Linked DNA regions of Mus musculus: regions 2, 3 and 4 are each linked to region 1. Evidence: chromatin loops called from intact Hi-C (ENCODE). Cell type or tissue: gastrocnemius. All regions are shown on one strand.

Region 1 (8,000 bases):
GACAGCCCTCCAGAAACCTACTCGCCAGAACCCCAAAGCAGCCTTACCTTCTATGATTTTGGTAAATAAGGGTGTGGCCATTAAGTACCTAGGGTTGGGCACACTGGTGTCCCAGGGGAGAGGTGAGGGACTTTAGAAAGACTGACCCTTCCACAGCGTTCCCATCCTGGCAAGAACAGCAGCAGCAACAGTAGGGGGGAATACCAGTAGCACCAAGACTTCCCACAGTGACACTGGCCAGGTTCTTCCCCCGGGCAGACAGCCTAAGTCGAATGAAAAGCTCTTGGCCAGGAGACACACAACAGCACCTTCCTGAAGGCCTAGTCTGGCTATGGTCACCAAGCACTCTCTTACGGTAAGCAGCTGGGTCCATAGGTTCCCTCCCACCCTTGACTTCTTAAAACAAGAACAGGAAGCAAGAAGAGTTTAACAAAACACTGTGGGGGAACCCACATCCGCTTTCCACCAGGGGAAGCTTGAGAGTTTAGAGTGCAGGCTCTTAGCACCAACCACAGCCTGGGCCTCGCAGACCAATGCTCCCTGTTCAGAGAGCCTTCTCACAGATAGTAGAAGCACGCCCCTTTGTTCACAGAGGCTGCTCTTCTGGCTGGTTTTCTGTGGGGCCTGAGCGTGCACACATACCCCACCTCAGTTACAATTTTGTATTCTAGAAGGATTAAATAGATGCTGCATCTCATGGAGACAGAGCAACTGTTGGTCTTAACTCTTGAGTCCCTTGGGAGCGCCATGTGACGTAGAAAGGACTGTCCCTACTGATCCGGGCTGCTATTCCCATGGAGTTCCAAGTTAAATGTAGATGTGAATCCTCCAGGAAGTCTGGGAACTCAGAGGACCAGGTTAGCAGGGTTGCGGGCTACTGTGAGCGAGGGAGGTGGAAGAGAATGGGTAGACAGATGGAATAAGGGAGGCGGGAAGGAAGGCAGGACAAACAGAAGGAAGGACAGAAGGAAGGAAAGACAGACAGAAGGAAGGACAGACAGAAGGAAGGAAGGATGGACAGAAGGAAGGAAGGATAGACAGAAGGAAGGATGGAAGGAAAAACAGATGAACAGACAGACAGAAAGAAGGATGGACAGAAGGAAGGAAGGAAGGAAGGAAGGACAGATGGTTTGAAGGACAAACAGACAAAGGACAGATGGAAGGATGGACAGAAGGAAGAAAGGATGTAAGGAAGGAAGAAGGAAGGACAGACAGACAGAAGGTACATTCAATAACAGTCAAAAAAAAGCATAACAGCATGGTATTTTGGGCCAGGACCACCACTCTGCCTGCTGCAGGACCCAGCCTTGGGTTTACAAAGCACTTGAACCCTGACAGTGGGCTACCAGGCAGATATTCTGGGAAGGAGACCCAGATGACCAGAAAAAAGGAGAGGCTTGTCCAGGTTTCAGGGCCCCAGTGGGAGGCAGGGGACCAGGAGTGACTTCTTGCCTCAGGGTAATCCTGTGGCAGCATGGTGGGTAGCATAGGCTTCCCATGGGCTGGGTTTCCTGGAAGGTCAGGAAACAACCACTGTAGCTTCTCTCTGCCTCTCTCTCTGCCTCTCTCTCTGTCTGTCTCTCTGCCTCTCTCTCTGCCTCTCTCTCTGCCTCTCTCTCTGTCTGTCTCTCTGTCTATCTCTCTGTCTGTCTCTCTCTCCCCACTCTTCCTCTCTCTGTCTCTCTGTCTCTGTCTCTCTGTCTCTGCCTCTCTTTCTCTCTGTGTCTGTGTCTGTCTCTGTCTGTCTCTCTCCCTCCTTCCCAGCCTCCACATCAGTCACTCCACTCACCAAGGCCAGACCCTGCCACAGAGAGGGAGGTCCTGACAGCTGTAACGTGCTTTCTTATACTGGCCCTGGGACCTCCCTCTCTCTGTGGCAGGGCAGACCAATGTATGGAACCCTGAAGCCCGTTGCCCAGGTTTCTGAAAAAGGTCCAGTCTTGGTCAGAACCAGCAGGCACAAAGTCACAGGTCTCATCCAGTCTGCCTTTCCAACCAGCACTGTATAGCCGATCTTCAATAATAGACTCACACCATCTTTGCAATGCTGTCCAGAGTCCCCATCTTCCCTATGGACACACATACACCATTCTGTGCAAGGGCCCTGGGACTGTTGTAGGAAGCCAAACCACACATGGCCTTTACCCCACCGCAAGCACAGCCGGCACTCGCGTGTCCCTCTTCACACCCCCACCACAGTTACACAGTCTCCAGGCACAACCCGCTAGCTGCCAAGGGCCACTGAGCTCACACCCACTTTTTACTCACCGTCCAATATCCGAGCAGATCTTGGAGTCAGCCGCTACCGCAGCACGCGTGAAGGCACCGGGACCACAAGAGGCTTGACGAGGAGAAAGGACCGCAGCCAACACAACGATAACCAGACCTAGACCTACACCCAGCAGGACCAGGCAGACCGTGGCCCTGTGACCCCAAGCCATGGCTCAGTGGCCCAGGGACAGAGAGGGAGGCAACTGGACACACAGGGCAGTGGACAGACAGAGACAGACAAACTGACTGACAAACTGAAGGGAAAAGAAGCTACACAGGGTGATCTCAGGCTATTGGACAGAGGGGAAAGATCGATGGGTCAAGACAGACAGCCACACAGGCCAGACAACTGGACAGAAAGGATGACGGACAGCCTTACAGATAGGTGGCCAGGCAGGTTACAGAGGAGAAACAGGAAGCCAGCCAGCCTGGGTTTATGGATAGACAGACGGCAGGCTGTGGCCAGGCTGCTGCTACACTCTCCTCCAGAGGCAGAACTAGCCACAGGTCTGAACTTGCAGTTTTCAGCTCCCGAGGCTCAACCCTGGAGGCAAGCCAGGCATCTACAGGGAGTTTTTTTTTTCTTGAGAAGAGCCAGCTGCCGCTGTTAACTCTTCCATCGCCAGTTGATCCCATGGCCTGCCCTGCTGCCCCAACACCACCCAAAGACTCCTCAGTCCCAGTGCCATTGGAAATGTGATGCTTGATGCACCCAGGGGAACTGGGACATGGAACTCAGGGAACCTCTCTCACTGTTTTCCTGCCTCCCAACAGCTCAGGGTCAGGGTGTCTCCTGCAGGGTGAAACTCCATTCCCCAGCTTCCACTCCCAACTGGTTCCACCCAGGCAGCCTCTCAATGCAATCACCCAGCTGGTACAGAGATGGGGCTGAAGGTAGACCAAGGTAGCCACTCAGGACCGTGCTGTTTTAATTTTTAAAATTTTTATAGAAATGAATCTTTTAAAATATTTTAAAGATTTATTTATTTATTTATTTATTTATTTATTTATTATATGTAAGTACACTGTAGCTGTCTTCAGACACACCAGAAGAGGGCATCAGATCTCATTACAGATGGTTGTGAGCCACCATGTGGTTGCTGGGATTTAGAGTCAGGACCTCAGGAAGAGCAGTCAGTGCTTTTAACTGCTGAGCCAGCTCTCCAGCCTCGTCGGGACCGTTTTATTACAGCCTGGCACAGCCTCATCCAAACATCTGAGCATGGGGTGGGAAGGGAGTGGGCAGGCAGGCCAGATGTCCAGTGCCCTGACACCCAGTGCTGCTGACACACAGTGCTGGGACATAGTGACCCATAAACTCAACCTTAGACCTCTAAAGGACGAGGCTGCCCTGCTCAAGTGCCCTCCCTTTTTCTGCAGCTCAGAGGCCCACTTGCTGAGTCCAGAAGAACTCAGGGCTATTTCTGTGCTGGTGAGCCTCCTCCTCTGGGAGCCTGGCTTGGGTCCTATCTTTCCATGATCTCAGGATGTTCCAGTGGGAGGCAGCTGGAGCAGTGAGGACCCACCAATGTGCTCTCGTGATCAGAATTAATACATGTGCAGGGCAGAAGAGCTCTTGGTTTCAGGCCTTCCCATCATTCCTCACTCTCTTTCCACTGAGCATGCCCCCCGCCCCCATCTTCGTACCCCCCGGCTTGGCAATGCCAAAAAAAAAAAAAAAAAAAAAAAAAAGAGGCCCAGAGAGGGAATGCCCGCACTGGCCACCCATCCTGTTAAGTGTCACACCCAGAGTCCCTGCTAAGCCTGGACAAGGGAGGCTGTTTCCTGTAAGCCTGTTCCCACATCTTCCTAGAGGAAGAGGGGAGTGTCTGTGGGAGTCTTCCCCATCCCAGTTGTCCCCAACACTACAATGTCATGTCATTGCTCAACCAGGAACCAAAGCACATTCTTGAATGTAGGCCAGTCCACTCACGGGCCACTGTCCCCTAAGGCCAAAGCAGTATGGGGGGAACAAGCAGACACAAGGGTAGGTTATCTTCCCCTCCTGGTCCCTGGCTGGGACATCCTGGTCAGGCGCAGACCAGAGTTCAGAGGCAGTTCTACGGATTCTCAAGGCTTGCTATCATACTGGACTTGGCTGGGAAGGCCAGGTCTGGTGGCTCCAAAGGCCCTTATCCAGGAAGTAACATGGAAAGGCACTAGAAAGGGGATGGTCACTCAAGTCCCCAAGTCTCCAAAGAAGCTCTGGGCTATACGCAGTGGGTCTGGGAGAGCGCGGTACACTTCAAGCACCCTGGGTCCATGGAAATCTCCGGCCAGTCCAGTGGGGCATGAAACACTGATATACCATATCTTAATATATTGGCCTAGGGAATCCTGCCTTCTCCCCTTCAAATATGGATTGAGGAATGGCTGGCACCCCCCCCTTCAGCCCAGCTTCTGTGTTCCCCAAGGAGCCCCAGAGATAGAGAGCTTTAGAGCTCAGACATGGAGCACACCTACAGGAAAACCCTGCTTTCCCATGGGCAGGTTGGAAACACCAGGACTTCTAGCCTCCTGGGACCCTCCTCCAGCCACTGGGTCCCTTCCCTCAGGGACCCCCAACTTGTGCTCACTTTAAGGGGCAATATTTAGCTCCTAGGCTGTGACTACCCCGGTGGCTCACTTCTACATTGTCTCCAAGTGTCTCTTTACCTCGTGGTCACAGCTGTGAGTTCTATAGACCTTGACACAGCATGAGGGGCTGCCCTTAAAGAGTGTGTTGGCTAGTTTTATATCAACTTGACACAAACTAGAGTCATCAGAGAGGGAGCCTCAACTGAGAAAATACCTCCATAAGATCTAGCTGTGGGCAAGCCTGCAGGACAGTTTTTAAATTAGTGATGGATGGAGGAGGGTTTAGCCTATTGTGGGTGGCGCCATCCCTGGGCTGAAGGTCCTGGGTTCTATAAGAAAGAAGGCTGAACAAGCCATGAGGAGCAAGTCGCACTCTTCCATGGCCCCTGTATTGGCTCCTGTCTCCAGGTTCCTGGCCCGTCTGAGTGCCTGTCCTTACCTTTCATGGTCAACTGTGATGTGGAAATGTAAGCCAAATAAACCCTTTCCTCTCCAAGCTGCTTTGGTCATGGTCTTTCATTGCAGCAATAGAAACCCTGACTAACACAAGGAGGGATGTATCTAATGGTGCTCTTCTGGGCTCATCCATTGTGAGCTGTGTTCCCCTTGTGGATCTGTGGGTTTTCTATAGCTGGCGGACCTGCTGGGACTGTCTGTTTGTTTGAGAACTGGGCCTCTTGCAAGACAAGCTTGGCTTTCACTCTGGGTTTGTGCTTGGAAAGTGACCTCAAGTATGGCCTTAGCCAAATTGCCTTGTTTTTGTCTCTAGTCTACTCTCCTTCAGTTTTACCCCCTAAGTGCGGGCCAATGAGAGCCCACATCTGTCCTAGAAGCATTCTCCACCCACAGCTACAGTGTCATTGCTTTGTTCCAGTTAATGGCAAGGTCGGGGCGCCCTCTAGTGGCTGATATTGCAAGTGTCACTGCTTAGGACAATTTAGGTGTTCTGTTTACCCCATCCCCCTAACTCTCAGGCACGGTGGGATTCCCCCCACTTAAAGGTTGGTGTTAGCTTCATGACTTAACATCACGGTAAGTCTTAGGATCCTGCCTTGTCATTTTCCAAGTGAGATGACTCCATTTCATACACAAGACACTAAAGTCCATGATATGGAAAGTTCAGCCCGCAAAGGCTTCCCGCAGCTTGGCGGTGGCCTCCATTTATTGCGCTCCCTCTGTCCCACCCAGAGGCGGCATGTTCTCCAACGTCCCACTCTTGCTCCTGTTCCCATTCTCGTCCCTTGGCTGCGGGTCAATCTTGCCTCTTCCGGGCACTCAGTAGCCAGCAGGTTCCCCGCCTTTTCTGGAGTCTGAGGCAGCTGCCCAACCACCTGATGCTCGAACGACAGCCTGAACTACAGCGATGAAGGTGGGCGTGACTTCTGTATGGTGGTGCCGAATCTTCAGGCCTGCAGTCACCACCTGGGGTGTGTGTGTGTGTGTGTGTGAGAGAGAGAGAGAGAGAGAGAGAGAGAGAGAGAGAAAGGACAGGGCACGTCTCAGCAGGGCCACAGATTTGTCGTAACTCAGAAGATGCCAGCCTCTAGGATGCTCTCTCATCCCACACCATGATTCTGTCTCCTCAGCTCCCAGCCTACCTGATCAATGTCTTTCTCTACCGTTGTGGTATTAGGTAAAAGCTGGTTGTGCAGCCGGGGCTCCTCCACAGCTCTCTTCACATCGTATCCGAACCACAGGCTGTTGATGATGGCCTGGCGGGAAAGGATACCAATATGTCAGTATAGCCCAGGAGCAAGGGCAGAGAGAGACAGGAGCAGGAAAGGGCAGGCAAAAGGCACATACCAGTGCAACAGATGTGGTGATCTGGGTACCCCCTGAGGCTCCGACCACCATGCGAACCTGGCCGTCCTTATCCAGGATGATTGAGGGACACATGGATGAAAGAGGCTGCTTACCTATGATCCATAGGAGGAGACAGGGGGCTGGTCTGCTGCCTGCCTAGGGTACCAGCCCCCTCCCAACTCATGCCCTGCATCCCAGGATTCCCACCCTGCACCTGGCTTGATGAAGTTGGCTGGTGAGGGGGCTACCCTGAACTGGTTGATGAAGTTGGGCGAGCTGAAGTCATCCATCTCATCATTAAACAGGATGCCACTGACCCGAGACAGGACCTTGGAGCCAAAGCTGAAGATAGGCCAGCTCAGATAATGATATACAACCCAGCCATTCCCCACCTGGTCCCCACCCAGCCCAGGCCAAGAGCACTTACTAGGAGCCCCACCCACCCACCCACCCCCAGGTCCCTGCTCTGCCCAGCAGCTGCACAGCCCCTACTAGAGGTTGATGGTACTAGTGGCAGCCACAGCACTGCCATCCTCTGAAACCGCAGACAGGTGAGCGGTGCCTCCATCATCCTGAAGGTAGAATTCAGGCTCATAGTAGGCGGCTGGGTGGGTGGTTTCATCAGTGATGCGGGCTCGGAGCTGGGTGGCGTAGAACTCAGAGCTCATGTTGCGGATCACCTGCCGAGACCCCAGAGCTGGCCTGAGGAGGTTAGGAGGGAGGAGGCGGGAAGGGGATGCAACAGGGCTGTCCCAGCTGGTCTTAGGAAGCCCCAGCCGCGGATCTTACCTCTATGCTAAACCAGGACCTCCCCAGGACTAGGGACAGTACCTTCTAAATCCCGTCCGACACCCTCTTTAACCTCCAGCCTGTGACTGTCTGTCCCTCAAGCCACTAGACCCTTGCCATGTTCTTACATGATCTGTGTGATTGTTTATGGAACTTGTGGTCAGAGCTGAAGAATCAGCAGGGAAGATTCGAGTCTTGAACAGTGTAACATGGAGAGAACACTAGTAGGCAGGGAGAGTATTGGAAATGGGAGGCCAGACGACAGGAATAGAGAGGCAGGAAGCATTCTAGTGGAGAGCCCTGAATGAAACCTGAGGGGTAAGGCTGGTGAGATGGCTCAGCGGTTAAGAGCACTGACTGCTCTTCTGGAGGTCCTGAGTTCCAATCCCAGCAACTACATAGTGGCTTATAACCACCCGTAATGAGATCTGACGCCCTCTTCTGGTGTGTCTGAAGACAGCTACAGTGCACTTACATATAATAAATAAGTCTTTAGGGAAAATAAACCCTCTGATAATGGAGAATGAACAGGATGAAGGAAGAGGCTTGACTTCGGCTTT
Region 2 (8,000 bases), 120 kb before region 1:
CTGTAGGAGCTCCATATTCCTGTAAACAGACCTGCCCAAAGTGGGAGAGACTCCCAGGGGAGCATGCTGTTCCGGACACTCAGCTGACATCTTTCTGCGCCCACTCTTCCTCTTAACCTTTCTGAGACCCTCTCTCAGGCCAGTGCTGATGGTGGCAGTTAAACAGCTCCCGCTGTGTGCTAGGCATGGAGGAGGGCACCGCGCTGAGAGTGCCCTGCGCTGCGGTGGTTGAGCCTGCATGCCCCTAGGTGGCGCCTGAGACGGTGGCTGTGCATTCGGATGACTACATCAGTCTAAGGACACTGAGGGGGACTTGGGGGTGGGGGTGGGCACAAAGACAATGTGAGTTACAGAGCCCTGCAGTGTGTTGGAGTGGCCACAAAGGGATTTTGTGGGGAAAGGACTCAGGAGAGCAGCAGAGTGACAGGGCCACAGACTCCTGCTTGGCTCCAGACACACAGATTCTCCTTGTCTTTAATTGGAAGAACCTTCCCGGAAAATACACCAGATAGCCATAGGCTGCCCGCTGTCCTGGTGTCCTCTGTTCTTGGCAGTTGAGTTCAGAGAGGTTGAATTCTCTCTGGCCGGTATATCTCCTGACCTGAGCTAGAGTGAAAGAGACTGATTCCCAGTGACTACCAGACTCCTGGCACTACTGTCTGAGCAAAGTGGAGCTTGAAGTGTCTGGCATTGCTTCACTGACCCAGGAAAGCTGGCTGACAGGGTAGGAATGCAGCCTGTTTCCCCATGGTGTGAAGCCCTGCTGCCCACCTGCTGCTGCTTCTCTCTCAAGGTGTTCATGCTTCTGGAGTCTCTCCTTGGTGCCTTTGCAGTCTCCTCAGCCTGCTATTGGCACCCATGTTTCCTGTGGCCAGCTCCATTCCTGGTGGACCCATCATTTCCTGGTAGCTGACTAGCAAAGACCAGCTGGAATGGATTTTGCCTAGTTGGAAATTTCTCAGAATGTTGGTTCTACTTGAGTTGGTGGTTTTTAGAAACTTGTTTTCTGGTTGGCAGACATTCTGATCTCTCTAGGTTGGCTGGTCAAAGTCTCTGCTGTCTCTGATGGCAAGTCTTTTTCTGCATATTCCTTGGTCTAGCCTGAGGGAATAAACAAGAGCTGTTATTGCAGTCTCTGATGGCAAGTCTTTTCCTGCATATTCCTTGGTCTAGCCTGAGGGAATAAACAAGAGCTGTTATTGCAGTCTCTGATGGCAAGTCTTTCCTGCATATTCCTTGGTCTAGCCTGAGGGAATAAACAAGAGCTGTTATAAGGCTTCCTGCTGGAGCAAGTGTCACAAACACATTGAAGGAGCTCCTGGAAGCCCGCATCTCCCAAGGAAGCTCTCTCAGCCTGGGCATCCTGTGGTGTTGAGCATGGTGAAACCTGGATGAAGAAAGACTCAAAAGAGAACCTCCTTTCAGAGCTGTTGGGACAGGCTGCCGTTCTATCCCCAAGCCAGCCCTTTTCCCTCTTCGTAGTGGGCTCTGAATCCTTTGACTCCTGCCCTGGAAGTGGAGAGTACCAGGGCTTCATCAACAGGTGACTGGCAGCTGAGCTTTCTCCCCCTCAGGATGCAGAGAGGGCAGGCTGGAGTGGCGCCTGTGCCTTGGTGTGATTCAGAGAATCAGATAATGTAATCTTGCCCCAAGTATTCATTCCAATGAAAAGTTGCCATATAAGCAAAACTTTAAAAGAACATTGTAAATGAAAAGATCAAGCCCTGCCTGCAGCCTACTTGCTAGTGCTGATCTTCTTTCCTGTTGACCACCAGGCCGCTTCTTCAGAAGAATACACTCCTAGCTTCTGAGACTCAGGGCTAAAGTGGGCTGTATGTGGTCCTTAGGGGTCCCATTCATGTGCCAGTCTCTTGCTAGGTCGATCAGAAAGGATTTCTGTAGATTTCTTGCTCTGTCTCAAGTCCAGGGCACCTGCAGTTTGTGTTCCAGGACCCCCTCAGAGATGGAGCAGACGGCTGAGACAAGGCAACAGAGGCAGACAAGGCAATCTTGCCTGCGCCTTTGTCCACATGTGGCCCTCTGCAGGCAAGCAGGGTAGTAGTCTCTGCTTTAGTAACATTAGCCAAACACCCACCCTTGTCCTGCCAAGGCCCTCTTGAGTGTCAGTGTCCGCCTCTTGGGACCCTCAGCTACGATCCCAGGAAAGGTCTGCAGTGCCCACTGGCAGCTGTGTGGAAGAGGTGGAACTGAAGCTCAGTTCTTAGCTGTGTGCTCGCGCCAGTGCCCTAGCCCCATGCGGCTGTACACTCCCTGGTTTTATCAGTGTGCCTGGGCCAGGTGCTGTGTAAGCTGAGACAAAGCTGAATTCAGCTATCCAGAAAACAGATGTAGTGCTGGCCAGGGAGGGTAAGTCCTCCCCAAAGGCTCAAAGTGATGTGTGGGAATACCACCCAAAAGGAATCTGACCCTGCTCTCCCAGAAGTCTCTGGTGCAACTTCTGGCCTAAAGAGCTAAGACGACTACTCTGCAGAGGGCCTTCTGGGAGTCAGTGTGGTCAGTAGCATCTTTTTTCCTTCTGCCCCACTGGTAAGCCTCAAGGGCATGGCTTCTGGAGGAGGAGGAGGAGGAGGAGGAGGAGGAGGAGGAGGAGGAGGAGGAGGAGGAGGAGGAGGAGGAGGAGGAGGAGGAGAGGCTGCCCCAGGCTTCACACAGTTTTCCTTGTTACTCCTAACTAACTGATCCGACTTTAGAGTCTAAGGCTGGCCTTCTGTTGTGGGAGAGCTACTAGGCTCTGTTGTTTGTCTGATTTCATCCAGCCCCTGAGCCATCCTTCATTAGCTGGTCGCAGAAAGAGGGTACTTTTATCATATTGCGAAATGTGCCTGGCACACTTTCTCTCTTATCTTTGTCTGTTTGCCTCCTCAAGGTCCTCAGTCAGCTGTGCCAGAGAAGATATGGCTCCCTGGGAGAGGGGATGGGGAGGCTCTGTATGCATGCACACTACAGCAACCTACTTATCTATTTATATTTTAAAGTCAGATCCTGACAGGTAGCGCAGGCTGGCTCCTGCCTTAGCTTCCTGAGTGCAGGGATTATAGTTGTATACCACAGGCTAGGCTTCTGGGTATCTTCTAAGAGTTTTTCATTCGTCTTTACCCTATGGCTCTGAAAGAAGGGAAACTTGGCTTCCTCTGGCCAGTTGGGTACTTGATGTGGAACCATGTGTGTCTTCTTGGACTTTGTAATCAGGATTATCTTACCCACCATTTCATACTCACCAGACCTGCAGGAACAGAGAAAAACAAAATCCTGAACTTTGCAACCTCTTAACGTATCTTATTTGAAGAAATTCACCTTTGCTGAGTGTGGTGACACTTGCCTGCAATCCCAGAAATCAAGAGCCTGAAGTAGGAGGATCCCAAGGCCCAGGGCTGTGTAGTAACGTTCTTACTGCAAAGGAGGAGAAGGAGGAGGGGGATGGGGTAGCAAGACAGAGGGAGGGCTCATTAGGAAAAGACACATACTATGCCTGAGGGACCTTCCACGTACACACAATGCTCGCATTGCATTCACATGTATACAATGAAGAGAAAAGAAGTTGCAATTTAAAGTTTCTAATCTTGGGCCTGGAGAAGATGGCTCAGAGAATAAGAGCACTTGCCTTTCTTCCAGGGGACTTAGATCAATCCTCAGCACCCGTGTTACATGGCTCACAACCTCCTCTAGCTCCAGCTTCAGGGGATTCAACACTCTGGCCTCTACACATAATTTAAAAAATACAAGTCTTTCATGCCTTTAGTCTTGGAAGAAGCAGGACAGGAGAAGATACTTACCCTCTTTCTAGCCAAGGATGACTTGGCTAGTTTCTGATGCTCTTGCCTCTCCTAGTGGGTATGGGAGTTACTAGTTTATGTGGTGCTGAGAATTGAGCCTAGGGCTTTATGCATGCCAGATAGAAATCCTAATGACTGGCCTACATCTACTGACCTATGTCGATGGCCATTGCCGTCTTCTATTTCTAATACATGTAAGCCCCCAGCATCCCACGAGCAGGCAGCAGCCTGCCCTGCTGGCTCCGGCTTCCTAGTCTTTGTTGTGTACAACCTTTAACCCCCGGCACTGTCCAGCACTGTGACCTTTAGGTGTTGCCACAGGACTGTGGTGATTCTGGCTCCATTAGCTGTGCTTTTATTAGGGCTGCTTTATACTGTGTTCATCCCTGAGGAGAGAACTGGAGCTACCACAACATCCTCAGTAGCGGTGGCAGCCTGAGCTCTGCCAGCTCTCAGAGCTTCTCACGCATGTGAGAGGTTGGGGAAGTGCATCCCCAGGCTGTCCAGCCTGGCCCCTCCCCTGTGGCTGCTGTGCCTCTCATGGCATTTTAAGAGGCTTAAGAGTGTTCTCTCTGCGGGGTGTTGCTTTTCAGTGGAGCACAACCCTCCGTTCCATCATCTCTTCTTGCCCACAGCATTCCCGTTATAGTCTGGCTGTCTTCCCCATGTTGCTTGTGGATCCGTGGTCCCCTCGTGTTGAAGCATTGCGCAGGCATTAGCTCATTAGGAGTAAATACCCATTTGCTCAAGTCAATCCTCTGTTTTTACAATGATCACAGCTGGGATTCCACCAAACTGGCAATTCCTTTAGGCTGCGAGCCTAACAGCTTGAGAGCCAGTGAGCTAGTGAGGCATTGTGCCAGTGGTGAGATCATCCTGGCAAAGCCTGGATGCTTTCCTGAAGCTCAGTGTTGGTTGGCTATGCTTCTCAGTCTGCAGTCCCCACAGCGTGTTTCCTGTTGCCTGAGATGAGCTGGCCCTGGCCTGGCTCTCTTGGGGATGCTAACAGCAAGGGCATGGCTGCCATCTTCTGGAGACTTTCAGGCCTCTCTGGCATTGCCCAAGCTATTCATGTTTCTGTCTAGGCCAGTGCGAATGCTGTGGGATGGGATAGGTCATTATGCTGTCATTAGCGTGTGTGAGGGGGTAGAGCCTGTGGAGATCCCATGTTCAGGAATAAGGATGCTTGTGTTAAGAAACATGAAATGGGAGCCCTAAGGCAGTAGACTTACTCAGCCATGTTTGTCTAGCATGTCAGTAGCAGATATGAGATTGGAATGTGCACCAAAGACCCTTTAGTTCAAAGTTCTTCAACAAGGGCTAGCAAGATAGAGCAGGTAAAGGCACTCGCTAAGCAAGCCTGTTCCCTGAGGCCTGTGCCTGGAGTCCTCATGTAGATGGAGGAGATGACTGATGAAAGCATTGTCCTCTGGCCTCTGTAATGCTGTGGTTCTCCCCCATGTATCCATTATACTGACTTTTTATATGATTACTGTAAGTGTAATTAATAATGGTCACCATTTCTCAATATTCTCTTTCTACGGAGACAGCAATGGGCTATCAGTCCTGCAGAGGGAGCAGTGGTCCCTTACAGTGGAGACCCAAGATGGAGTTTCTTCTGAGTGTAGCAGGCCTGGCCTTTATCCCTCACTCAGGACTTAGGAAGCCCCATGCCTGACCCTGAAAGTAAGGAAGAGCTTTTTATCAAGTAAGACAATTCCAGCTTTGGTCTCTTCTGTGGCCCAAATCCTCTGTTTTTATTACATCTGGCCAGCTGAACTTAGGAGCTATCACTCACTGGGCTGTGGACCTGACAGCCGTCTCTACTGTGCTACGTGTTGACACCTCCGTCTCATGGCCAGAGCAGCAGAGCAGGTATTGGAGGTCAGAGCTAGTTCTCAGTGTTCCTCTGCAAGTCTCTCTCTTGGCTTGAGGTCAGTGATTGGGCACTGGTTAAGAAAGGGCACCCGTAACCCACTGCAGTGTGGCTCAGCAAAACTATTCAGAATAAAATGTCTGATGGTTAGTGTGTGGCATTACTGATAAATCGTACCTAGTCTCTGTAACAATTAGGAATGGATAATTGGGCTGACATTTTTATGGGTGCCAGGTATTGCACAGGCACCTGTGTTTAATGACCTGTGTAATCATAATGACAGTTTTGGAAATGGTCACTGTTCTTTAGTTTTACATAGAGGGGAACCAAAGTGCAAATCACTGTGGCATGGATTTTAGGTTTTCCAGGCTCGAACAAAGGAGCAGGATTTCAGCACTGACAGTCTGCCCTGCCAGGCTCCGGGCTTTCTACTTTTTGTAAACAATTCCACCTTGTTTCCCATTTTCCCACCAAGTAGCTTGTACAATCCCCTGGGATTACCTGCTGATACAGTCACCAGTGTTTGATGTCTAAGGTTCTGAAGGAGGACTGGGAGGGCCACAGTGGGGCTGTGTCTGCCTCTGCCCCATCTCAGCATAGCTGGTCAGTGACAGGGTGAATTTGGACTTGGCTCTCTAGATCCCTACTTCACCCTCAGATACCCAAACTACTTTATCACTTATTCACTGATTGCACAAATGTGGTTTGTGCCTTCCGGCTAACAGTGACACCATTAGTCACCACCAACCTGAAGACACTGCACTTCTTCACAGCACTGTAAGGGTCTTCCGGCTTCTTGTGGTTTTTATGCATTTTACTTTTGTGTGTTTTAGAAGGCTTCATGCTTTGCTGCTACTTTAGTTTAGGTTTAGTTTAGTTTTGACACCAGGTCTTGTGTTCTCCCTCATCAGTGCTGGCCTTACAGCTGAGCAGCAGCACACACACCTGGTAGAAGAAGGCCTTTTACAAAGTTTATCATCACCTCAGCCAGTTCTAGAGAGCTCACTTTTATTATACAGGTCCAGCTTTCTGTCTGGGTCCATATTCATTCTACCTTAACATTTCATGACTCATACTTACTGATAATAAATTTACTTATTATTTCAAAAAGGTCTTCATTTACTCTTACCTTGTAGAAAATTATTTTTACTGACTCAAAAATCTGGATTTCTCCTCCTGCCCCGATGTTAAGCTATTATCTAGTACATGCTTTCTGATCAAAAGTTGTTGTTGTTTTAATTTCTTAACCTTAAAAAAGATTTATTGATTTATTTAATGTGTGTGAGTGTTCTGCCTGGCCTTCGGTGTCAGACCTTGTGTGATCCCTCCATCATGTGTAGAGGGTGTGCTTTCTGAGGTTCTTAATGCCTCTGTGTTTTATGATTTTTGGAAAAGTCTTGGTTATCCTGTGTTTTAATTCTTGCAGTGCTGGGAGTAAACCCAGGGCTTTGCATATGCTGAACAAATGCTCCTCTCTCATTTCTGAGATTCTGAGTAGTGGTTAGGCCATTCACGTGCTCTGGTCTGCTTTGCCACCCCACCCCTTCAATTTGGATTGTTTATATTCAGTTAATTTCAAGTTTTGTTTTACCAAGAATTAATTTTTTTCTGCATGTGTGAACATTTTGCTTGCATGTATAAATATGCACAGTATGTGAGCACCCCATACCCAGAGACGAGAGAGAGTGCTAGATCCCCTGGATCTGGTGGGTTTGAGCCACTGTGTGGGTGCTAGCAGCCAGACTCAGGTCCAATGTAAGAATTTCAGTGCTTCCTCTGAAGCTCTGAGCCGTCTTCTCAGCCCTCTAGTTTAAGTTTTGATCCTTCATCCTTGTTATGTCAAGTCTGCTGAGAAGCCTGGCCAGAAGCGTCATCTCATTTCTCGTTACTGTTTGTTTATTTCTAGAAACTACATTTGACTCTTCTTTATAATTTCCAGCTCACTCCTGAAATTTACCATCTGTCCGTGGGTAGTGTGCAGATTTTCCACTATAGCTTTAACATCCTAATTATAGCTATGCATCACATTAATCGTTGCTATTTTAAATAGCCAGTGATCATCTCCAATTCTAGTTCTGTTATTTTGCCTCTTTACAGTATGCGTTTTTGTTTGTTTCTTAATGCATGTGCATATGTCTTATAATTTTATAGTGAATACTAGCTAGATACCACATGTAGGACCACAGAAACTAACTGAAATAAATAATATTTACTCCTGGAGTAGATGTACCTGTCCTGCTTTTGGGCCTCCAAGCAAGGCTGCAGTCTGTTGTTGCTATGATTGCCTTCATTGTGCTGCTAGCTTTGTGTTTTCTCCAGATGAGGCTTTG
Region 3 (8,000 bases), 240 kb before region 1:
GGCTTCAGACGGTTCTGGCGGTGGGAGGGGCGAGGGGAGGGGCCACTTGAGAGAGCTCGGTTTGAGCCTACTGGCTACCACAGCTCCTAGCTATCAACTCACAGGGTAAGACTGGTTCTATGGCAAATGCCTGTAGTCCTAAGCACTTGGAAAATGAAGTCGAATTTGAGGCCAACCTGGACTATATGAGTCCCTGTTTCAAACAAAACAAAACAAAACAAAACAAAAAATAGCCAACCAAATGAATCAAACAAACATAAATTCCCTGGAAAGCCAGGCAGGATAGGTCTCACCTGGGAGTCCCAGACATTCAGGAAACTAAGACAGGAGAATCAATGGAGCAGAAGGGTTTGAGGCCAGCCTGTGCTATAGCAAGACCCCTACCCCTCAATGTCAAAAAAAAAAAAAAAAAAAAAAAAAAAAGAAAGAAAGAAAGAAAGAAAAAAGAAAAAAAGAAAAACGCCCAGGGAAACATTCTGGTGCCCGATATGGCCCACGGGCTATAGCTACTCTAAAAGATTCAGATAAAGCCAGTGATAATGGGCACCTCTTTTCCCCATCGGAAGATGCTACCGTGGAGAGTGTTGGAGGCGGGCGAGAGAGGTGGTCCTGTGACTCCTTCAAGCTTTGCTGCCCAGCCTCACAGATCTGGGGAGGTCCAGTGTTCTTAGACGACCTGTTTTGCACGGGGCAGCTGGACCAACCACAGTTCTTCCTTAAGGCAAAGTTTCTAGCAGCCTGCAACAAGCTTCACCCGTTAAAGAAGGATCAGCGATCAGCCTCTAAGATCCCCTCCTGCAGTAACTGAGAGCTAGGAGCTGAGCGGTCTAGTTCCCCGCAAACGACTACGTCCACAGAACTCTGAGTTGGGTCCACGAAAGCCCAGCTAGGCCATTTCCGCGTCCGGGTGAGACTAAGGTCCTGGGCTGGATTCCTGGCTCCACGGTCCGCTGGAGCAAATCGCATAAGTCAGTCTGAGTGCGCGCGCACCTCAGCCCTGCTTTTGGTATAAAGTCCTCCAAAGCGTCTCCCTCCCCAAGATCAGCAGGTGTCAGCTATCCAGAGGAGGAAATCGTTTGGCTTGGCCAACTGAGGCTGTGCTGGACCCCAGCTTGCTGTTATCGAACGCAGTCGGCACACCATCTTGTGTCGCTACCGGCAATGGGCTTGGAGCTCTACCTGGACCTGCTGTCACAACCCAGCCGCGCTGTCTACATCTTCGCCAAGAAGAATGGCATCCCCTTCCAGACGCGTACCGTGGATATACTCAAAGGTTGGCACATTTACCCCTAGACCATGTCAGTCCTTCACATTCTGCCTGGGTACAATCTCCCCATCATCTGACCCCCCCCACCCCCAGCGCCGTCCACCAAGGAATGCTCTGCTCTCTTTGGAGTGGTCTTAGTCAGTTCAGAGCCCTCTTTAAACGTAACTTCCGCTCTGACAAGAGAGACTTTTTGTCCTGGGACGTGGGGAGAAAAATGAAAGATTCCTACAGTTTCTGCTTTGAAGGCACGCAGTGTTTAGATTCACAAAATTCCGGAGACTTTGCAGGGAAGAGACACATAGCTGAGCCACCTCTGTGCCTCTGGTTCCCGGCCCATCCGGATTTTGGCCGTTTCGACCTTGCTCTGGTTGCAAAGAGAAAGGGGAAAATAGGAATACTGCTTGAGTCCTTGCACGCATTTTCTGGCTTCTTCCTTCCCAGGGCAGCACATGAGCGAGCAATTCTCCCAGGTGAACTGCTTAAACAAAGTTCCTGTACTCAAAGACGGAAGCTTCGTGTTGACCGAAAGGTGCAGCTGTAAATATACCCAGAGCCCTCACTACCTCCTCCGGCTCCCTTTGGCCGCCCCACTTCCGTTGGAGTGGGGTGCGGGGCGGGGCCCTGGCCGACTCCGACCCTAGGCTGTGAGGGGGCCTGGCTAGAGCAGACTCTGTGGGAAGGGGTCCTGGAAGACTAGAGGGCTGATCCAGCATGTCCCTTGCTTCTGTCCTGTTTCATCTGCTGGACTCCCCCCCTCCCCCTCCAGGCCTCCCTATCCTGATTGAGGGGTATTGGAAGGCGACAAGGGGACGATTGTCAAGGGTTAGGGAAAAAAAAATGTAGATTCAACAAAGGACTAGGAAGGGCTTCTCCTAACTTCCTAGATGTCCTGTTTAATCCGCCAAAGCTTGGCCCCGGAGACCAATGAAAGGGTCAGGGCTCACAGACTGTTTGGTTCTCCCATTAGAGTCTAGTGTCAGAGAGCTAAAAAACAAAACAAAACAACAACAAAAAAAAACCCACAAAACAACAACAACCACCACCAAAAAAGAAAGGCGGAGAGAAAAAGGTCTGGCCAGGGGTCAGTGTCCACGACATCAAAAAAAGAGGCGACCTGGAGAGGGGCAGAGCTCTTGCTGGTGTCTGTCTGTGTGTGTCTGTGTGTGTCTCTGGGTTTCACCATGCACAACATTGCAGAGAAGAAAGGCTCTGGGGACAGGCAAGAGTCATGGAGAGATAGGTGGTGAGACCAGAGGGAAGTACTTCAAATGTGAGAATTCTGAAGGCCCCGCCAAGGGATGGGAAACAGCCAAGGTCCTTAAATCCCCTCTTCCCATGGTCCATATAGCCCCTCTTCTATGATTCCCAGCACAGCCATCTTGATTTACCTGAGTTCCAAGTACCAGGTGGCAGACCACTGGTACCCGGCCGACCTACAGGCCCGTGCCCAAGTCCACGAATACCTGGGCTGGCATGCCGACAACATCCGTGGTACTTTCGGAGTGCTCCTATGGACCAAGGTATCCAGGGTCCTCTGGGGAGGGGCTGAACCTTGGGCACCCAGTAAGAGTCAGGCTTATTTATAGATTGAGCTCTTCTGTCGTTCTGCCAGGTGTTGGGGCCACTCATTGGGGTCCAGGTTCCCCAGGAGAAGGTGGAACGGAACAGAGATAGAATGGTCCTGGTTCTGCAACAGCTGGAGGACAAGTTCCTCAGGGACAGGGCCTTCCTTGTTGGCCAGCAGGTGACGCTAGCGGATCTCATGTCTCTGGAGGAGTTGATGCAGGTAGGAGACCAGCAGATGGGGTAGTAGTAGCTAAGGGCGGACTCTTCTTTTTGCTACTTCCCCAAGTCCAAAGCACTGTGGTCTGGGAAAAGCCAGAACCATAGAGGGGAACTTTGTGTGATTTGTTTCCTGTCTAGGTGGGAAGTGGGGAGTGGGGTGGGGGGCAGCTTCTGGCTGCTGTCAGGTCCTGGATCTGATCACAGTGCCCCAGACCTCCCATGGGGCTGTGTCTATGATGCTTGTGTTGCCTGCAATGGGACCCTCGGTATCTCTTCGACTTTCCCATCTTTGTCTCTACAGCCCGTGGCTCTTGGCTATAACCTGTTTGAGGGACGGCCTCAGCTGACAGCATGGCGAGAGAGGGTGGAGGCGTTCTTGGGTGCTGAGCTGTGTCAGGAGGCTCATAGCACCATCCTGAGCATCCTGGGACAGGCAGCCAAGAAAATGTTACCAGTACCCCCTCCGGAGGTCCATGCCAGCATGCAGCTTCGAATTGCTAGGATTCCTTGAGTGGTCTGACCAGCAATAAAGACTCATTTTGTGTTTTTTCTTTCCTTTTTTTTCTTTTTTTTAAAAAATATTTATTTATTTATTTATTATATGTAAGTACACTGTAGCTGTCTTCAGACTCTCATTACGGGTGGTTGTGAGCCACAATGTGGTTGCTGGGATTTGAACTTCGGACCTTTGGAAGAGCAGTCGGGTGCTCTTACCCACTGAGACATCTCACCAACCCCTTTCCTTTTTTTTCTTAACGTTTCTTTTTGCCCCAGTCTTTTATCCTGGCTCCCTCTCTGACTCTGAGAGAAGCTTTAAAAGGAACACCAGCTATCCTTAGCATGCTTCTCTTAAGGTACAGTATACACAACCTATAGGAGACCCAAATCAATAATATATAAAAGATGCTTTAAAAAAAAAAAAACAGTAACACACCCAAAGAAACCAATCAAAAGTTGGTAGACATCTGTGTTTTATTATAATAAAGAGTCTGAATAGTTTAAGGAATAAAGAGCTATTGGTTTTTTTGTTTGTTTTGAGACAGGGTTTCTCTGGCTGTCCTGGAACTCACTTTGTAGATCATGCTGTCCTCGAACTCAGAAATCCACCTGCCTCTGCCTCCCGAGTGCTGGGACTAAAGGTGTGCGCCACCACGCCCAGCTCGTTAATTGGTTTTATTATACTGTCCTATAATATGCATGGAATCAAATTATGACTCCGTGAAACATTATGGTTAATCATAGAAAAGTCACATAACAATCCACATAAAATTATTACACGGGCAAAAAAAATGATCATAACAAGCCATTCAGGGAGGTAGATGGTGTTTTACAAGAATTAGTCATTGAAGTGTAAGAATAAATAAGATGTCTTTGGGCAAACATTTTTATCTCCTCAGATAGTTTACAAGTAACAACAAACCTGATTTATTTACATTGTTATGTAAGCCTCCAAGTGTGTCCATGGGTGAGAACACACAACAGAAAGGATTTAACATTAAGAATTAAGAGGTTGGGCTGGTGAGATGGTTCAGTGGGTAAGAGTACCCGACTGCTCTTCCAAAGGTCCAGTGTTCAAGTCCCAGCAACCACATGGTGGCTCACAACCATCCGTAACAAGATCTGACGCCCTCTTCTGGTGTGTCTGAAGACAGCTACAGTGTACTTACATATAATAAATAAATAAATCCTAAAAAAAAAAAAAGAATTAAGAGGTCAACCAGATGGATCAGCCTCTGAGGATACTTACAGCCAAGGCTGTTGACTTGTGTTCCATCACTAGAGCCTAGGGAGTGGAAGGAGAGAAGCCAAGTGCTGCAAACTGTCCTCTGACTTCCACAAGCGAGTCACAGGATTCCTATAAAACAGAAAATGGGGAAAAAATGTTAACAAGATATTAACATGCTGCAAAGACAGCTAAGATTATCATAGAGGTCATCACAGCAGGAAAGTCAGTATTACATCACAGAAAATCTTCCATCTCAGTCAGAGGCTTCTGCTCCGCCTTTGATTACTCAATTCCCAGAAAAAAAAAATACACTCAAATTTTAATTTATCAGCAGTAAAGCTGGGCATACTGGCTAGTTTTGTGTCCATTTGACAAAAGCTACAGTCATCAGAGAGGAGAGGAAGAAACCTCAGGTGAGGAAATGCCTATATGAGATCCAGCTGTAGGGCATTTTTTCAATTAGTGATCATTTCAGGGAGGGGCCCAGACCATGGTGGGTGGTGCCATCCCTGGGCTGGTGGTCCTAGCTTCTGTAAGAGAGCAGGCTGAGCAAGCCAGGGGAAACAAGCCAGTAAACAACACTCCTCCATGGCTTCTACATCAGCTGCAGCCCTCGGGATCCTGCCCTGTTTGAGTTCCTGTCCTTCAAAATGAACAGCAATATGTAAGTATAAGCCAAATAAACCCCTTTCTCCCCAACTTGCTTTTTGGCCATGGTGTTTTGTTGTAGCAACAGAAATCCTAAAAAAGTTGGCACCAGGATTGTGGGTTACTGCTGTGACAGATCTGACCTATGGAAAGAGGGCTATGCTGTTTAGGACTATGCTAAATGGAAGAAGTCAATCAGAAACAGTATCACATGCCTTGGAGGAACTGCATAAATTAGTGCCACCTTCAAGGACTTGAAAGATGCAGAGGTGGTGGTTCCCACCACATCTCCCTTTAACTCTCCTATCTGGCCAGTGCAGAAGACAGATGAATCATAGAGAATGACAGTTGACTATTGAAAACTAAATCAGGTAGTAACTCCGACTACAGCTGCTGTACCAGATGTAGTGTTCTTATTTGAGCAAGTTACCACCTCTCCTGGTACCTGGTATACAGCTGTTTGTTTAGCAAATGCCCCCCCCCCACCCCTTTTCTGGTAGTTGTCCATAAAGATCTCTAGAAGCAATTTGCTTTCAGTTGGCAAGACCAGCAGTACACCTTTACAGGCTTGCCTTAAGGATAAATTAGCTCTCCTACCCTATGTCATAACTTACAAGGTATCTTGATCATCTGTTTCTTCCACAAAATATCACATTGGTATACTATATTGATGATGCTCCTCCATGGCCTCTGCATCAGCTCCTGACTCCAGGTTCCTGCCCTGTTTGAGTTTCTGTCCTGAGTCCTTGTCCCAACTTCCTTTGGTGATGAGCCATGATGTGGAAGTGTAAGCCAAATACACCCTCCCCTCCCCCCAACTTGATTTTTGTTCAGGGTGTTTCATTGCAATAATAGAAACCCTAAGACTGATGGGCCTTTGAGTAACGCCATGGCTATTGTGTTATTCATGCTCCTGCGAGTAACCCCAGGAAACCCATTCCCCACCAAGCTTAAGCTAGACTTGGGTAGAATCATTTCTTTGGTCTGCCAATCACTGACCTATCTGGTTGAACAGAACCTCTTCTCAGGAAGTCAGTGAACTGTGTACTGTGGAGAGGGCATGGGTTCTCAAGCAATGGGGAGCTTGCCTGGGTTGATGAATCAGAGACAGCTCCTGGCAGTGTGGGCCAGGGGATTCTGGCACATTTGAGCATGTCAGACCAGAGCCCAGATTCCTACCCCAGGCCTTAGTGGGTGACCCCTTGCTCTGTTGGGCCTACTTGCCTTCATGAGACAGATTCTGTTTGCCTGGGCTATAGGCCAACTCTGGCTCCTAGCCCAGGCCCTCCTCCTCCACTTTGGAACAGCAAGTTGGTTGTGTTCCCTATGGCTTCCAGAGCAGAGCCTATCCTTGGAGAGAAGCTAGGTCCTAGCCAAGATTCAGCCCTGCACCTGTGTCCTAGTTCCTCATTCCAGGGACAGCAGCCACATCCTGTTACTTGATCACAGTGACTGTCTTAGGATTTCTATTGCTGTGATGAAACACCATGATCAAAAAGCAAGGTCATGGGAAAGTTTATTCAGTTTGCATTTCCATATCATAGGAGTTCAGGACAGGAACTCAAACAGAGCAGGGACCTGAAGGCAGGAACTAGTGCAGAGGCCAAGGCCACAGAGTGAATGCTGCTCACTGGTTTGCTCAGCCTGCTTTCTTATAGAACCCAGGACCTCCGGCTCAGAGATACCCCCACCTATAGTGGGCTGGGCCTCCCCCCATCAATCACTAATGAAGAAAATGTGCTTTAGGCTTGCCTACACCCTGATTGGATCTTATGGAGCATTTTCTCAAGTGAGGCTCCTTCCTCTCTGATGACTCTAGCTTGTGTCAAGTTGGCATAAAGTAGCTGGCACAGTGATCTTGCTTGACACAGTCAGAGTGACAAAAGGGTGTGTGTGGAGGGGACTTCACTCATCCAGTTGAGCCATGAGCTGTTCCTGAAACCATGGAAGATGTCATCTGCACACAGTATGAATTTGTGTGTGTGTGTGTGTGTGTGTGTGTGAGCGTGCCTACGCGTGTGTTGGGGGTATCCATCTCCCACAGTCCTAACTACTGGTTGGCTTCAGAGCCTGTGATAAGCATGGCCAAACTCTGTGTGTCAGGTCCAGAGAATGACTCTTACTTCCTCAGGTTTCAGAATGGGGTCCTGCCAACTTCCTAGGAGGTCTTGGCTAGGAGCCCAGGAAGGCCTGGGTGACTCAGGCTTGCAGCCAACCCCACACCCTACTCAATCAGCATCTTCCAGTATGGAAGCCAAACCCTGGCTCCCCTTGCACACAGGAGTTGTCCTCCAGGTCCACAGTGACTCTGCTGCCCATAGCTTACCCCTCCACACCACAACAGAAGTGCCCAGGCCAAAATAGGCCTAGGGGGTGTGACCATGGTGAGCACATGGAGAGAGTACCGCACGGAGGGGCAAAGTGACCAGACTTGAACTTCAGACATTTCCGTGATGCTAGCCCACAGGGTAGGGCTGCTTCCCTCGTGTGGAGTGGAGATGCTAACAGGGATGAGTGAGGCCCAGACAGAGGGCAGACCTGGGTCCCTGCAGAAGGAAATGCCTGCCGAAACAT
Region 4 (8,000 bases), 110 kb before region 1:
GCAAGTTAGAGGCTCACTTGTAACTGATAGTGGGGCCAAAACCATTGGGAGGAGGATAGGACTCTTAACAGATAGATTTACTGTACCTGGTTCCCATCAAGAGACAGGTTAAAGCTAGTTATGGAGGTGCATGCCTTTAATCCCCGCACTTAGGAAGCAGAAGAAGGTGGATTTTTGTGAGTCTGAAGCCAGCCAGGGCTATACAGTGGGACTCTTAAAGAATAACAAGGGACTGGGGTTAAGGTTAAAGCCAAGTGTGGTGGTACATCCCTGTAACCAGTGCTCAGCAGGCTGAGGTGAGTGGGTCACAGGTTTGATAGCAGAGTGAGTGTCCGAGTACATTTTGTCTCTGAAAACCAGAAATTAAAAAGAAATGCAGTCACTACCTTACATTCTGGGCAGTCATTGTGCTGACCCCCTTCCTGTTGGTTATATTCTGTAATGGATATAAATATACTGTAGGAAATTTGGGGTAGAAAGGAGACAGGTGACATACCCTGCACATTCCAATATAGCATTGCTAGTTTTTCTCTTAGACAAGTGAGACTCTTGATTGATGTTCTGTGGCCCGCCAAGCAGTAGACTATTTGCAACTGTCCCTGTAGACGTCAGTCTTAGTTATTACATCTTTCCTTGCAATGGCTAAGGCGCCTGACAGTGCTAACTTAAGGGAAGAAGAGTATCTTTCGCTTCACACAGTTTGAGGGGATATGGTCTACAGAAGGTAGAGTTCTGTCCTTTGCAGTGGAAGCTATGGCAGAATAGGGACCTGACTGTCACTCTAAAAGGTCTCTGTACCCAGCATGCCTCCAGCGAGGCCCTGCATCTTAAAGCTTCTACAACTTCCTGAAATGGCTGTGAAGCAAGTGTTCAAATGACCAATGGGGTATGTTTCCCCTCCAGCCTCTTTGCATCATGTGTGAGACAGGGCCCTTCTAAACTGAGGAGTGTCCTAGCATCCTGCCTCTCTTACTCAGTGCATTGCTGGCCATTGGTGAGGAATGTTAGGATAGAACCAGAGGCTATTACAGTGGCTAGAAGGCTTAAAATGACATGTTCTGTCTCTGTCCCTCCCCACTCCCAGCCTAGCTTAGGTGAGTTTTCTGCCTCTGTGCTGTCCTGTTAGGCCACAACTAGCTCTCAACCTCCCTGAGAAAGCCTGAGCTGCAGGCCAGTGCCCACTGAAATCCAGGCCCATTCTCTGATCAGCCCTGCCACCAACCTGCTGCTTCCTCCAGTCCATGCATGCCATGGACTCCAGACATTTGGTGCTCAGACATTTGGTGCCCACTGAAGAGCAGGTCCACCAGGCAGTGAGTACTGATGGGAGTGGGGTCTGCTTTCCCGCCTAGCCCTGAACTGAGGGAGGAAGGAGCGAGGGAGGGAGGGGGAGAACACCAGTACTTACAATTTCAGTACTTAAACACAGGCTCCCTCTGTAGTATGTAAACTCAAAAGTAGAAATTGTCAGTAACCAGTGTAGCCCATTCGGGGAACTCTTTAAGACCTGCCGTACTGTGGCCACACATGGCCTACTTTCTAGTTGATAGTGGCATTATCTGTGGTTGACAGGTCTGTGTCTGGTGTTCAGCTGTGTCCCCTCCACCCTTCCCAGGAAACCACTAGATAGAGCCAATTTACCATGGTAGGCTGACATGCTTCCTAGAACTCCCACGCTTGCTAGCCTCAATGCCTGTATCAGAAGCATTCTAAACTAGTTCTTGCCATAAAGACCTCGTTTAGGCTGAGTGAAAGTGTGTATTTTTCTCACCTTTGGGTGGGAGGACCGTATCATACCATCTTCATGCTGCTGGTATTGGGTTTTTCCTTGACATCCTAGCATCATGAGGACTTACAACCATTTCTGACCCTCTGCAGCAATCTGTGAGGAGGCCCAGTTAGCAGATTGAGTGGATGTTTGGGTGAGGCAGCTCGCCTCATCTTTCCTAGACCTCTTGGGCCACCCAGAAGTCTGAGCAGCTGAGCTGTAGCTGTCAGAGATCACCATCGTCTTTGGTCCTTCAGATGTATGCACTGAACTGGATTAAAACCTCACTCTGCCTGCTTTCTGTCAACATTGTTCCTGAGACTTTATGTCTGAGCATTTAGTGTCATCTCTGACTCCTGACCCCTGACCTAGGCCAAGGGCTGGATCATCCTCTGATTCCCTTGCCTTCCCAGAGCCTCCGATTGGGCTCATAGCCACTGTTCCCACTGCTTGTGTTGAGTCACATTTGGAACACAAAAACTTGATGTGCTTGTGAGCAAGATGATGGTAACCTTGGCAAGATGGGTGCCAGCTTGAAATTAGGGGTCCAGAGTGCATCCTTAGCCACAAGAGAGGAGATGACAGCACAATAGCACGTCAGCAAAGACCCTTTAGGACCTCTGACCCTTACCCAGTCCACTTCAGATACTGGGGTGGGAGCTGGGGTAATACCCTGGGCTTCATCCCTAGCACTGCAAAACAAAAACAGCCCTACTAAGCTCTAGAACAGGCCCCTACTAAGCTCTGGGCTCCAGGGCGGGAAACAGTCCTCTACAAATTCTACCTTAGGTGAGACAGCCCAAAAGAGGAAACACTGAGTGGAGTGCTGAGGTCTGTGAGCGAGTGAGTCAGTGGGCAAGGCAGAGGTCAGCGCGTGTCCAACTGCAGTGGCAGTGGAAAGGAGGTGTCCTGGGGAGCTGGGATAGCAGGGACCTGATAGGTACAGAGAGACTGCTCAGTTCTTTCCTTGACGCAAAAGTACAACTGTCAGCCTTGCCACATACCTGAGGTCTGCCTAGTTATGCTGGTACTTGCTGTGAAGATAACTTGGAGTCTTGGTCCTTGATTTTGCCAAATTAGGATTCAGCTATTGTCTGGCTTCCCTCATATTAGCAGGAGGGCTCTGAGGCTTCACCCACAGTACACTATACCTTCTGAATAGGTAATACTGGCTCCTTCTCCAGACAGGCTGTGTAGGATATGCCAAACGCAGAATACCGCAAGGCAATGGGCCAAAAGCCACCCAATCTCCTGCTCCCTGGGCCAGAGAGCCTCCTCCATGGACAGCCAACTAGGCTGTGCCTTAGAAGGGATGGTATGAGGTCATTCAGCTCTGCCATCTTGAGGCTGATCCTGGGCTCCCCCATGCTGCCTGAGGAGCAGGGTTGACTGACTGTTCAGGTATTGGACTTCTCAAGTAGGAGCTATACATAAACACTTGCCACCCCTGCAGCAGTCCCAGAGAGGAGTGTCAGGTAGACTCTAGGCTGAGGTACTTGCTACCAGTAGAACAGGTATTTCACTTGCCCGAGCTGCTTGACTAGCAGTGGTGATATCGCCTCCCCTCTGTGGGCTGCTTTCTTGTGTTCCTAGACCATCCCGAATAGCACCTGTGCCACCACTCACTAGGTAGGAGCCAGAGCCCAGCTTGGAGCTCCTCCACTGTCGCCTCTGGGCCCTCTGCTGGAAGCCAGCTGGTGCCTCCTGTTTGTTGGGACAGGAGCCTACGTGACCACAGCCAGTAGGCAGAGCCAGTGCTAGTGTGGGGCCCTGTATCTCCCATTGCTGGGTTCATTGCCCATCAAGCATGGGCATCAACCCAGCTGTCCCTGTCACCTTAATGAGGTGTTCCATTATTTGTGATAGATTGTTGCATAAAAAAGAGCTCAAAACCAAGTGACTTTCTCTTCCTTCTTAATTGTAGGAAAAACAGAAGAGTCCTTGGAGAGCACAGAGGCCTTCCGGGTTGTAGAACAAAGCGTCCAGAAGCCTGTGGCAGACTCCTCAGCCTCTGCTTACATCCCCAGCAAGCCCCCAGCGTCCACACCTCCTTTGTGGGATGGGAAGAAGAGGGGTGATTCCCTAGGGGAGCCGGTGGCTTTTCCCCAGGGGCTGCCAGCGGGTGCTGAGGAGCAGCGCCAGTTCCTTACAGAGCAGTGCATCTCCTCCTTCTGCCTGTGCTTGAGCCGCTTCCCACAGCACTACAAGAGTCTCTACCGGCTGGCCTTCCTCTACACCTACAGCAAGACTCACCGGGTAAGAAGGGCCCTGGAGAGGGACGTTGGTATGATGAGCAGCTCACGGGCTGAACCAAAACAGATTGGAACTTTGGGGTCAGGGCTTGGGTAACTTATCTGGGAGAGATGGGAAGAAGAGCTACAGAGCCAGAGGCAGTCCAAAGTGTGGTCCAGTGTTCCTTGGAACAGAGGCCTCTTTGCTGTCGCCTGCCCTGGGCTCCCCTCATGGGTACAGCTGCCAGATCCACCCTTGAAGCCCCTGCTTCCCAGATGTTGGATGCTGAGAGCCTCCCTCAGCTCTTTTGGAAAGCAACAGCTGTGCCCTAGTTGTCAGTGTTCCCAGGGGCTTTCCGGGCAGACCCTTTCTTCTGGCTTTTAACACTGGTGGAAGGACCAGAGTGACCTTCTTTTCCATAAGTCACTCCTTATTCAAGAGATAATGGGGAGAGGTCCCCTGCCCCTGGTGCCTGTTCCTTCAGCGGTATGCTCAGGTTAAAAATATACACACGGGCAAGCAGAAGAGCTCTGTTGTGACCAGCATGACAGAGGCTAGCAGGATGCAGAGCAGTGGAGTGCTGCAGCAGCTCTGTGGAGGCTGAGATCTGTAATGTGAGGGCAGCAGGTAAGGCCTGAGGGAGGAAAGGAAAGGCAGCCAGCCCACGCCAGCAGCCCCACAGAGGGCTGTGTGGTGAGAGCCAGCGAGAGCGAGCTGGACCGCGTGAGAAGTGGGGTTTCTCCAGTCTAGCTGTGAGACCTGCCTTTACGTGACTCCTGAGTCACTGCTGCCCCTGTTCTGGGCCCCACCACGTTCTGCATGATTGAAGAACCAAGTAGGGAGGGTAGTTGTCTAGGGAAACAGACCCTGGCTTGGCACTGGTTATTCCTCATCCCTGCAGTGACTGACGTGTTCGTGTAGCTTAGACAGTTTTCTAAAACACAGTAGGTGAAGTTAGCCTCAGCAGACCTGTGGAGGGAGAAGATCATTACTGTCAGTCTCTGTAAATCAAACAACAGTAGACTGGCTTGCCTAGCTGCTCTTGGCCGGTGCTGCTGACCCCATTCAGAAAAGCTGGGCTCACTCACTACCTGGCCTACTTTCAGCAGTGAGTCTTACCTCTATGCACCAGACTTCTGTACACAGGGCCCTAGCTGTTGTCTTTACTGCTTTAGTCATTTCTGGTAACCCTTTCCTCTGTGAGGAGCAGCAGAGCTTGGGTACAGAGCCTCTCAAGTCCTGGTAGGAGATTGTAGTCATCAGCCCTCCATAGTCCCCTCACTGCTGGCCAGCCTGCTGTCCATGCTCGGCTCAGACAGTTTGTGTTCTCACATGCCTTCCCTAACAAAGGCTGAGACAGCATGTGGGGTGCAGAATGGTTGGCATGCATTGTTCCCCAGGGAAGGAAAGAGGAAGAGGGTGCAGGTGGGTCGGAGAAGAGTGAGTTGTCATATAGGCCCCACCAAGCTTTTATGTCCTGCTAAAGACTTTCTTTCCGTCCTAAGGATGCCGGCGTGTGGAGTGTTTAGCATGTGCCAGGTGTTGTTGAATAATGTTGTCCCCTTCATTGGATGAGAGCTATTAAATAGATATTTCAAAGTCGTGTTTATGTCAGATGTAAGTAAATACAGGCAGGGTCAGAGGTGCACTCCTGCACTCCGCACCATGGAGAGGCAGATGCAGGAGTATTACAAGATCCAGGCTATCCTTAGTTCAGAGAGTTTGAGTTTGAGGCCAGAGAGAAGCAGAGGAATGAGGAAGGAAAGAAGACACAGCAGAGGGGAGGAAAGGGGAGGGGTAGGAGAGAATCCTAATTCCATACTCTAAAGTCAGAAGCCCTCTCAGGGCTGATACTACTTCTGACTCCTGGGGACAGATAATGCTAATTTGGGGACTTTGGTTGTAGGCCTTATTACTTTGCATCTGGGAACCCGGGCTTCTGGTTTACCAGGGCTGAGTAATGGAACCAAGTGTGAATGAGGACCTGTGGTTTTGCCCGGGACTCAGTTAGCTCCATTGTCCTTCACTGCTAAGTGTGTCCCGCTCTGTGTGGTGTTCTCCTTTGTACTCTTCCCACGATCGTCCCTGGGTCATTTGGGTCTTTCTGTAGTGGATCATGCAATGGATCCAGTCAACCCAGCCATATCCATTAGTTTCTGCTGGCTCTTTTCTTGGCCAAATTTTAGATTGGGTTTCTTGATTTGTGGAAATGCCATGCTGGCCACGATTCTGAGAGATCTCCTTTGGGGCAGACAGACACTCACTTCTCAATGTTAGACATCCCATGGAGACCATACTGTAGAGAGCCAGGTGTACATTGAATGCTTCTAGGATGACTGGTATGCTCTGGATCCTGACCATGTCCCTGGGCTGCCTCTGCTGTTGGGGGAGCTTTGTGAGCTTCATTGACAGGCTTTTGCTGAACACCAGTTGCCACCTACAACCTGAATGATAGATTAGCACCAGGCCCTGCGGATTGTTTGAATTAACACCTTCCTGCTGCTGAGGGCCTAGCCTCTGTTAGAGGACGAGTCTTAGGTGCCCGCTCTGCCGGTTCTTCCATGGTGGAACACAGCTCACTGTAGCTGACTAATTCAGGGACATTGGCTGACAAGCACTGACCTCTCTCCACACATGGCTGTTTGGTAACAAACACTTTCTAATGTGTGTATTTGACATCAATCTGGTTTTTAAATTGTTTTGTTTGTTTGTTGGTTGGTTGGTTGGTTGGTTGCTGTTTAAGTCTTCCCTACAGGCTTAGCAGTGATATTTTCCTGTTGCTGTTGTGTGGCTCGGTGGCCACTGGAATGTCAGGTGTCTGACTACTTTGGCATCCAACAGGCAGAGCTTCTCTGGGTTGGACAGTTAGCTGCTGTTGACCCCTTCGATCTTTGACATGTCCCTTTAGGTGCAGTCGTTGGCCCCCTAGGTACAGACCCAGGCACTGTGGCTGGACACTCTTGGAGGCTCAGGGTTGTTTTGTTGAAGGAAACTGGTGGTGATGCACAGAATTATTGTGATAATGGCAGTGGGTGGACAATGGCTGTCCTTTCCTCTTAGCCAGACCCATCTCCCTTATTTGCATCTCTGTAGCTCCTGCCCATCGCACACCCCTGCAGCAAGGCCTTCTGGCCATGCAGTGGTGGCACACTCCTTTAATCCCAGCGCTTGGGTGGCAGAGACAGGCGGATTTCTGAGTTCGAGGCCAGCCAGGGCTGCACAGAGAAACCCTGTCTCAAAAAAACAAAAAACAAAAAACAAGGCCTTCTGAGGACTGTGCCTGGAACAGAGTTGCCAAGGCCTAGGTCTTCTCCTGCGGGATCCTTGATGCTTATGTGTGACTGTCCTCCCATCCAAGGCTGATTTTGCTGTATGAGGAAGGTGAGGGAAAGCTTCTGATGTGCTATACTGTGGGCCCAAGAGCCTAAGCCCTTAAGCCCTTAGCTAGGAATGATCACTTGTGTAGAAGCCACAGTGGCTCTCATGTCCAGGGTCACACTTTTCACCAGGATATCAGGTCCAGAGCTGTCAGTCTGTAGTCATAGAAACCTCCCCCAGCCCATGGGAAAAGCCCAGGAGAAGAGGGCATGCTCTAATTGGATCTTACCATTTGGGCTCCTACCCTCATCCTTAGGGGTCTGGATGAAGGATGACATATGACCACTTTTGCCCTGTTGTCCTGGAGCTGAGATCCTTCAGTTTTTGCTATAACTACTCTAAGCAGTCTAGTGCAGAGCAGCTGATCAGAATGGACCCTGGAGCCAAGCAGCCAAATAAAAACCAAAGTTGGTGATATACACGTCCCAGTTTCAAGTGTACTAAAAGTCTATAGGTAATAATGGTGTGGGATGTTCTGCAGTCTTTAAAAGAAAGGTAGTCCTGTAACAATTGAATGAACCTTGTGTAGTGAAACAAGCTAACCACAGCTGATTCTTCAGCCCTAGCTGACCAGTGTCACCAGTATCGATTGTCCCAGCACAGCAAGGGTGTTACTTCAGTG

Evidence for each region. Peaks named below come from ENCODE experiments on the same cell type or tissue, not always from the same donor. Only the 100,000 strongest peaks of a DNase experiment are listed, where the experiment ranks them.
Region 2: it touches region 1 in a loop (4-fold over the local background); 17 of 42 quality-filtered maps call a loop at or near these places.
Region 3: a loop joins it to region 1, with 2.6 times the contacts of the local background. A loop is called at or near these places in 7 of 42 quality-filtered maps.
Region 4: a loop joins it to region 1, with 2.2 times the contacts of the local background. A loop is called at or near these places in 17 of 42 quality-filtered maps.

Annotation. Positions count from the first base shown.
Region 1 is chr10:75,584,151-75,592,150 of GRCm38, reverse strand. Ggt1 (gamma-glutamyltransferase 1) reads right to left here. Exons shown (of 15, transcript NM_001379537.1): 11 at 7,144-7,331; 12 at 6,866-6,993; 13 at 6,652-6,764; 14 at 6,447-6,560; 15 at 5,958-6,270. The coding sequence ends at 6,124. It overlaps Ggt5 (gamma-glutamyltransferase 5), which reads right to left and starts at 2,770. Exons shown (of 12, transcript NM_011820.5): 1 at 2,269-2,770. The coding sequence starts at 2,441. In gastrocnemius, a CTCF peak has its summit at 3,350 (motif pointing right); DNase peaks (open chromatin) are centred at 2,814, 5,748 and 6,114; H3K4me3 peaks cover 3,219 bases; H3K27ac peaks cover 5,901 bases.
Region 2 is chr10:75,701,086-75,709,085 of GRCm38, reverse strand. All of the region lies in intron 26 of Cabin1 (calcineurin binding protein 1), which reads left to right. It overlaps Gm40696 (a long non-coding RNA gene), which reads right to left. Exons shown (of 3, transcript XR_871835.3): 3 at 1-1,246. Among named protein-coding and RNA genes, the nearest start is that of Gm40696, 7.9 kb to the right of the region's middle. In gastrocnemius, CTCF peaks have their summits at 241 (motif pointing right), 4,812 (motif pointing left) and 5,363 (motif pointing right); DNase peaks (open chromatin) are centred at 253, 4,339, 4,685 and 5,366; H3K4me3 peaks cover 566 bases; H3K27ac peaks cover 2,056 bases.
Region 3 is chr10:75,827,448-75,835,447 of GRCm38, reverse strand. Gstt2 (glutathione S-transferase, theta 2) reads left to right here and starts at 567. Exons shown (of 5, transcript NM_010361.2): 1 at 567-1,273; 2 at 1,709-1,796; 3 at 2,637-2,787; 4 at 2,880-3,053; 5 at 3,354-3,603. The coding sequence starts at 1,162. The coding sequence ends at 3,563. In gastrocnemius, a CTCF peak has its summit at 3,028 (motif pointing right); DNase peaks (open chromatin) are centred at 2,979, 6,248, 6,682, 7,612 and 2 more places; H3K4me3 peaks cover 2,495 bases; H3K27ac peaks cover 4,671 bases.
Region 4 is chr10:75,690,739-75,698,738 of GRCm38, reverse strand. It overlaps Cabin1 (calcineurin binding protein 1), which reads left to right. Exons shown (of 37, transcript NM_172549.3): 28 at 3,693-4,024. Gm40696 (a long non-coding RNA gene) reads right to left here and starts at 1,601. Exons shown (of 3, transcript XR_871835.3): 1 at 1,409-1,601; 2 at 1-349. In gastrocnemius, no CTCF peak of the experiment used is centred here; DNase peaks (open chromatin) are centred at 3,901 and 4,752.